3 separate regions of the Homo sapiens genome follow, and all the other regions are linked to region 1. The links are chromatin loops, found by intact Hi-C in ENCODE. Cell type or tissue: PC-9. All regions are shown on one strand.

The links. A loop is a pair of places that touch in the nucleus more often than their neighbours do. Peaks named below come from ENCODE experiments on the same cell type or tissue, not always from the same donor. Only the 100,000 strongest peaks of a DNase experiment are listed, where the experiment ranks them.
Region 2: a loop joins it to region 1, with 11 times the contacts of the local background. A loop is called at or near these places in 3 of 110 quality-filtered maps.
Region 3: a loop joins it to region 1, with 4 times the contacts of the local background. A loop is called at or near these places in 1 of 110 quality-filtered maps.

What each region holds. Positions count from the first base shown.
Region 1 is chr14:68,145,598-68,148,097 of GRCh38, forward strand. All of the region lies in intron 7 of RAD51B (RAD51 paralog B), which reads left to right. All of the region lies in intron 2 of LOC105370546 (a long non-coding RNA gene), which reads right to left. Among named protein-coding and RNA genes, the nearest start is that of RAD51B, 330 kb to the left of the region's middle. In PC-9, no CTCF peak of the experiment used is centred here; DNase peaks (open chromatin) are centred at 934 and 1,404; H3K27ac peaks cover 2,349 bases.
Region 2 is chr14:67,963,564-67,966,063 of GRCh38, forward strand. All of the region lies in intron 7 of RAD51B (RAD51 paralog B), which reads left to right. Among named protein-coding and RNA genes, the nearest start is that of RAD51B, 150 kb to the left of the region's middle. In PC-9, no CTCF peak of the experiment used is centred here; a DNase peak (open chromatin) is centred at 1,028; H3K4me3 peaks cover 1,076 bases; H3K27ac peaks cover 2,111 bases.
Region 3 is chr14:68,461,508-68,464,007 of GRCh38, forward strand. The region is part of intron 9 of RAD51B (RAD51 paralog B); the gene reads left to right. Among named protein-coding and RNA genes, the nearest start is that of RAD51B-AS1, 220 kb to the right of the region's middle. RefSeq lists an enhancer at 2,125-2,419. In PC-9, a CTCF peak has its summit at 1,360; a DNase peak (open chromatin) is centred at 2,314; H3K27ac peaks cover 1,924 bases.

The DNA of each region.
Region 1 (2,500 bases):
GGGTATTCTGAGCCTCTCTTGTTCAGTAGTATTTTCTTGAAGTCAGTATTAATATGTGAATTGAGTGAATTGTCTGGAAATGAATTACTGAAAGTTATTTATATCTTGATTGTGATTCATACATTTCCCTTTTCTTTATGGCTTTCCTCTGTACTTAGCTGCAGTGCATCTGCATCCTATCCAAGAACTTTTGTACAAGTTGAACTCACCCAAAGAAGACATTTGGAGAGTACTTGGGTTTGGCCCCTGCTTTTCATCTGGCTAAACACTATTAGATAAATCTAGAATATATAGTCTATGTAGAATATTATGTTTACATTTTTAGAAACTTTGGATTTTTAGTGTTTTTCTGAAACTTACTGAACTATGTGATGAACAGCTTCAGTGTGAAATTATACGTACTTGGTCTGAGTATAGGTAGAAGTTATGTTCAATATAAAGGGGCCCAGGACTGTTGTTAAAAGGAATAAGGACTACATTATTTAACTAGTAGTGTGGGGAGGTGGAATGAGTTAGGAAACAAAAGCTAAGATGGATTTAGCAAAGGCCAGAGCAAGAAAAGAAAGTTTAGGCTGGGCGTGGTGGCACATGCCTATAATCCTAGCGCTTTGGGAGGCCTTGGTGGGCGGAATGCCTGAGCTCAGGAGTTTGAGACCAGCTTGGGCAACGTGGTGAAACCCCATCTCTACTAAAAATACAAAAAATTAGTGGATATGATGACGTGCACCTGTAGTCCCAGCTACTCAGGAGGCTGAGGCAGGAGAATTGCTCGAACCAAGATGGCGCCACTGCACTCCAGCCTGGGCAACAGACTGAGACTCTGTTTCCCCCCCACGGCCCCCTCCCCCACAAAAAAGTTTAGAATCGTCGCAGGAGGTGACTCAGGGGAATTTCATTTAAGGGCCTCTCAAATTGCTTGGGTGTTGTTGGCTTACTGGAATGCCTTGAGTTTGAATTAGAGGGAAGGACCTTAAGGAACTAGACAGAATTTTGCTTCTCTATTAGAGGACCCTGGCTTAGGTTTTAAACGGAAGTTAAGTGCAATTAGAAAGAGGCACTATGTACCTAACACGTAGTGGATCCTTCATATGAAACCATTAATTGTCAGGGGACTTTGAGGCTCATATAATTTGGCCCATAATTATGGCTACATAAGTAAAAGCTGTGAACACTCTTAGGGTTTTTTTTAAATTGTTTTTTCAGTAAAGGTGAAAGTATAGCAGTGTTGGGAGGGGGTGTTCCTTGTGCCTATTTGTACACAATGTCTTAGATTAGATTAAGAGCCTTAGGCCAATGATTGCTTAAAGATAAAAAGCAGGCATGATTCTGGAGGGATATTGGATAATCAAATATGACCAGGAAATAGAAGGTCCTATTTTGCTGTATTTTGGGTTCATCCAGATGGGATCAGACCAGAGGAATTTGGCAAGCATTGAGACTCGCCACTTAGAACCACACTGAAATAGTTGTGGTGGCAAAAGAATTTCTCCGGGAGTCTTATTCCACTTGAGGCATAACAGCCAGAGATTCCTGGCCTTTGAGGGGAGAGTGCCAAAGTTGATGTATTTTAAAAACATCAACTGAGATCTATAAACCTACGAGAAATAGTTGAATTGGATGACACTGGGACTATGTGTTTCTGTACTTTTCTTACAGAAGACATACTATGAATACATGTGTCCTGGAATCTACTTTTAAAAATTAGTTCTATGCTCATATCCTCACATTGAGATTTAATGTATTTCAGTTTAATAAATGAGAACATATAAAATAATTTACCTGTAAGGACCTGTCTATGGGAACTTCTATATTCTGCTTGAAATTCTGACACATTAACCTGGCCATTTCCAAAAACTTTCTGGCAAGAGCTCTTCATGGACCTAATAATTGCTTTACTGTTTAATCATTCCCTGAGCCTTTTTATACTCTAGTAAACTGCATCTGTCACTAGATTTCATCACCATCTGTATTATTTATCCCTTGTAATCTGATATCTATCTCTATAATGCCCAATTGTATCCCCTTCAAGTGCCCACTTCATTGGCTTATATACATTAGGTTTTCAATAAATATTTTTATATAATGGTAAATGAAGAAGTTGTTCTTTATATTTTAAACAACTCTTACGGAAGGAGATTACAACACAGCTGGAAGGAATTATTGTGAGAGTGAAACATGGAACCAAAAAAGATAAAGCAAGGGAAATTAAAAAAAAAAAAAGAGCTTTATTGAGTTATAACTGACATCCAATAAACAGCACATATTTAGTCCAATTTGATGTTTTAACATATTTACATACCCATTAGATCATCACCACACTCAAGATAATTAACATGTCTTTTATCCTTAAATGTTTCTACATGACCTTTGCAATCCATGTCTCTTACCCTTCCTTACCTTACCCTCATAAGCAAAACACTGATCTGTTTTTGTCACAATAGATTATATTACATTTTCTAGAGTTCCTTATTAATGGATCATACAGTATAAACTCATTTTG
Region 2 (2,500 bases), 180 kb before region 1:
TTTAAATAGTTGCACAGTATTTTATGGATGTGTTAATATATTTCTTCTTTCATTCCTGATCTCAGTTTCTTCATCTGTAATGACAGAGCTGAACTAGATTAGCCGGTTGCAATCTTTCTCTTTAAACTATGAAATCCTTCCAAGAAATAAACAGTTTATAACTCTTGGCTTAGGCATTTCCCATAGAATGTAGTTTCAAAGCTGTACAGATTAGATAATTTCTGAGGCTTATTTCATTTTACCACCAAAAATTAGGGTTTTTCTTTTTTTTAGGATTTTTTTGAGTGACTTTTTCATGTGTTTAAAAAAAATCGGTAACAGACATAATCTTATGAATCAGAATTTTAAAGTGAAAGGGACTTTGAAAACCATCTAGTATATTTGCCTAACTTTTATACATAGGGAAACCAAATTTAAGTTTTTAAACTAACGTCATACAGCCAACTGAAATGAATGAGACTTGAGTGCACATCTCCTGACTTTCTATGCTGTTCTTTTCCCTACAGTACACATAAATATATATACATATATATTTATACAATGATGGGCAAACAAGATGACAATTTTATTGTACTCATGTCACATTTAAACCATCATGTAAATGTCAGGAAATATGCTTAATTTATAGTGTATTTATTTTCTTGTTCATGAAAAGAGATCAGTACTGCAGCCATTATTGAACTCCTAGAGTTAGAAAGGAAAGTGAGTGGGATTCTGGCGAGAAAGAAAGCATTTACTTGTCAAAGATTTGGAATTTACTGTGGTTACCAAAATTAAAATAAAACTAAAACTTGACTTGGCAGAAGATTAAAAACAAAGCAGCTCCAAAGTGTGTGCACATCATGGAGAAGATGCCATTATTCCTTCAGGCAGCCAAAGGGGAAGGGAATATTGTTTCTTTGCGTTGCTGGAGCTGATTTATTTAGTTATGATTTCAACATGCCTACAGGGCACACCCCAGAAAACATTACACAACAACATTAACCAGAACAAATGGTGCTTTCTTTTTCTGTATCTCCTCCTAAGGTTTTTTAACAGCAGTGAGGTTTTTTCTTTTTCTTTTTTTTTCCCCCATATTGTTAAAATGGCTCTGATTATGTTTGACTATTGGGTGTGGCAGGTTTTAGAATGTTAAGTGGTAGTACAGGTTCCTGAACAAGAAAGAGAATTAGAGTTGATGTGACTTGATTATTGGAATGTGTAGAATGTAAAGTTGTGAGACATACGACGGTCTACCGCAGGTTGCTCTTAGTAATGGACCTTCTTGTTAAAAGCCCTGTTATTATTGGGAATTTATTTTGGAAACTACTAAAGAAGAAATTTGACAGAAAAGTAAAACAAACCACCTTGTCTCATATTTCCTTTCTACACAGGCACTTTGAAGAGATATCTTAAATATTGTCAAGTCTCAATTATCCTGGCACACGTTAGCATTATCACCATTCTCACAAACTTGAATTAAATGCACATGGTATTGCAGCAGGTGCAGCACAGAGAAAATTGGCAAACAAGATCCTTATCCTTTTGGAGCTCAGTAAGGGTTGCTATCCTAGTAAGTAGTTCAACCAATCCCAAACTAATTTTTCCGGATACTCTCCAAACACCCTCCCTCCCTTCCTATATCCTCTGTCTTCATTAGTGGCCTCTCCATCCTCTCAGCTGGAAACCTCACATTCATCTTGAGTCTTTATGTTCCCTTGGTCTTCACAACCAATCTGTCAACAAGTCCTGTTTCTTCTATCACTAAAATTGCTTTTTGACTTTGTTTGTACTCTTCCCTCCATTCTCCTAGCCATTGCCCTGTTTAGGCCCTTTTCATCTTCCATTTCAGTTCTTGGAGAGCTGCTTATCTACTTTTAACCTTTCCATTTTCTAATCCATCCTCCATACTCTTGTCAAATCTCTTTCTTTAAAGACAGTTCTAATCATATCACTCTCTGGTTTAAAAACCTTTGATGGGTCCCCATTAACACATAAGGGATAAAGTCTAAACTCCTTAGCTTGTCATGCCAGGGTTTCAGAGTCTGGCTCTGATCTACTTATTCTCATCTCATTACCTGCCATAATTTCCCCCTTACCGTATTTCCCATTGCCAGACGCACACACACATGTACATTTACTCCATTCCCACAAGCTTCCTCATAATTCCCTGAGCTTGCTATGTAATTGTGCTTTTGATCATGCCTTTCCTTGCCCCATATACACAGAACACTCTTCCCTGACAAACTCTTGCTTGTATAGAGGAACTGAGGAAGCCAAGATTTTACAAAGAGTACTCTTGACAAAAGAAATAAACCACGTGCATAGACCAAGCAGTAGGGCCACCGTTAGAGCAGAGTTCAGACTAGTGGCTGCCGACTAGTTTCTCTTGGGCAAACCAGGAAGAAGGACTCAATCCCAGAAGGTACTGGCATTATAGCAGTGATTAAATTGGTTTGCAATAGTATTAAATGAATGCCTCCTTCCTATTTATACAGCCAAGAGTTAGCATTTACTTTTA
Region 3 (2,500 bases), 320 kb after region 1:
CTTCAGTACTTATAAGCTACCTACCTTTGAGGATTATTGTGAAGATTAACGTCCATTGGTTGTTGTTGTTCTCATCAGCATTATTACTGTAGGAACCCTGGAAGTCTCCCCTACCCACCCAAGTCCTATTGCACTTTCTATCATGACAGACCATTTCTCTTTTTTGAGAGTCTTATATTACAATGCAGACACACCTGAGAGGGCTAATGCGTGAAGGTTTACCAGCCCTCACTTTAGGGGTAGAGATAATTAGCTGACAGCTTATTTACTAAGAGCAAAATAGAAACCTGGGGAGAGGGACATAAAAGAAGGAGGAGAGAGTTTACAAGGAGAAGCCCATGGGCCCCAATGGCCAATTTTCCTTCCACGCTTTATTTAGAGTACATAGGCCTCTGTGTTTCTACTTGTCATTGGAGAGAAACCTCCACACACCAGCATAGGGATGAAGTGAAGAACAGTGAGGAAGATGCCTGCCCATCATTCTAGGAGCCCTCAGCTGAAAAGCACCGTATTGGGCCCTAGAGAAGGGAACAGAGTGAGATTACAGAAAATGCCCCAGATCTGCTGAGTCCCACTGAAAATTCAGAGCTTGCCTCTAAAAAATAAACTGAGGTAGAAACAGGTAGCAGTATTTTAATAAGTGCACATTTACAGAGTGTAAATTGAATCTGCCTGGCCCAGAGTGTGGTACTCAATAAATGTTTGTTGATGGATGGATTGAATGCCCTAGAGTGAGGAGCACGTAGTGGAATGTCACAGTGGAAAAAGCCCAAAGGCTTCCCTGTATTGTCTGTCTTCTGCCACCAGAATGTCAGCTCTATGAGATCAAGGACCTCTCTGTCTTATTCCCTGCTCTATCCCCTGCACCTACAACAGTGCCAAGCACAAAGAAAAGAGCCCAGTAAATATTTGTGGATTGAATAAGTGCATGGATGGGTGGGTGGATGGCACAAATAACGAAAATTGCTTCCAGATGGTAGTGGGATTGGGGATCCAGCATCGAGTACATATTGGATATACCTTAAATGTTCCTCCAAAGAATTGATGGATAGTTGGATCAATTAATCAAAACAGAGTCTCACGATGTTGCCCAGGCTGGTCTCAAACTCCTGGCCTCCAGCAGTCCTCCTGCCTCAACTTCCCAAAGTGCTGAGATTACAGGCCCGACACCTCCAAAGAATTTTAAAATATGGGTGACCACTTTCCTTGCAAGGATAGGTAAAGAGAGGAGAAAGTGTATTTGTTAGAGTGCAGTTAAAGCCAAGCTGGTCTGATATGAAGGAAATATTCAAGAAGAAACAATTTGGCTATTTGTGGGAGATGGGATTAACTGCCCACATACCACATACCTACCACAAGGAGCCCCAGGCTTTCTGAGCCACATATATCTACACTCATTCTTGCTCAGTTACATATTTCTTTGAACCCTCAGACTTCCAAAGCCAACTTTCACACATTGCACACAGGTTTGAGTGCGATCAGAATTTTTCACTAGGGCCCTGTTGTTTTATTAAGTACCTAGGCCTCCCTGCAGGGCACCATGTATTGAAGAAGATAGAATGATACTTGAAAACCACCTAAGTCAGACAATGATTAGAACTCCCCAGATTTATGGGATGGATGAACATCTGAACCAGCACAGCCTAAATTACCTGCTGGGGGGTTGTCTGCTTTGGAAGAGGATAGTTTATAGTTTGAATGGCAGAAGGGTCATGGGGCATTAATTCAGATCAAAAAAAGGGAGGAATCTATATGTATCCACAAAGATACATGGCAAGCATCACTTTTTTTCCTGAAATATATTGGGCTAGAAAGCTAATTTACACTTCCCCTCACTAGTATATAATACTATAGAATCTTCAGGTTAGAAAACTCAAAAGCAATGTGCATCTTCATATAGTATATACTACTAGCATATAATATTACAGAATCTTCAGGTTAGAAAACTCATAGTGAAAGCAATATACATCTTAATATAGTATATGCTAGTATATAATATTACAGAATCTTCAGGTTAGAAAACTCATAGTGAAAGCAATATGCATCTTCACATAATATGTACTAGTGTATAATACTAGCATATGACAGAATCTTCAGGTTAGAAAACTCATAGTAAAAGCAATATGCATCTTCACATAGTATATACTAGTATATAATATTATAGAATCTTCAGGTTAGAAAACCCATAGAAAAGCAATATGAATTTTCACTCCAGTCCTCTTACCATGATGTTTGCATTGAAGTGTTTGTGGTCATTGATTGCTTTGGGCCTCTAACCACCTTCTTGTTTGTCATTTTTTCTTTTGGAATTTGGGCCCCAGTCCAAACACATTGCATCAGGCATGGTTTCCTGGGTGAGGAGGAGAGCAGGACTATCACCTCCCTTGTTCCACATACTATATCTCCATTGATATAACCTGAGAACTTGCTAGATTTTTGAAAATTACATCTCACAGCTGACTAATATTGAACTATAGTTAACCAACATTCCATTTTCTGA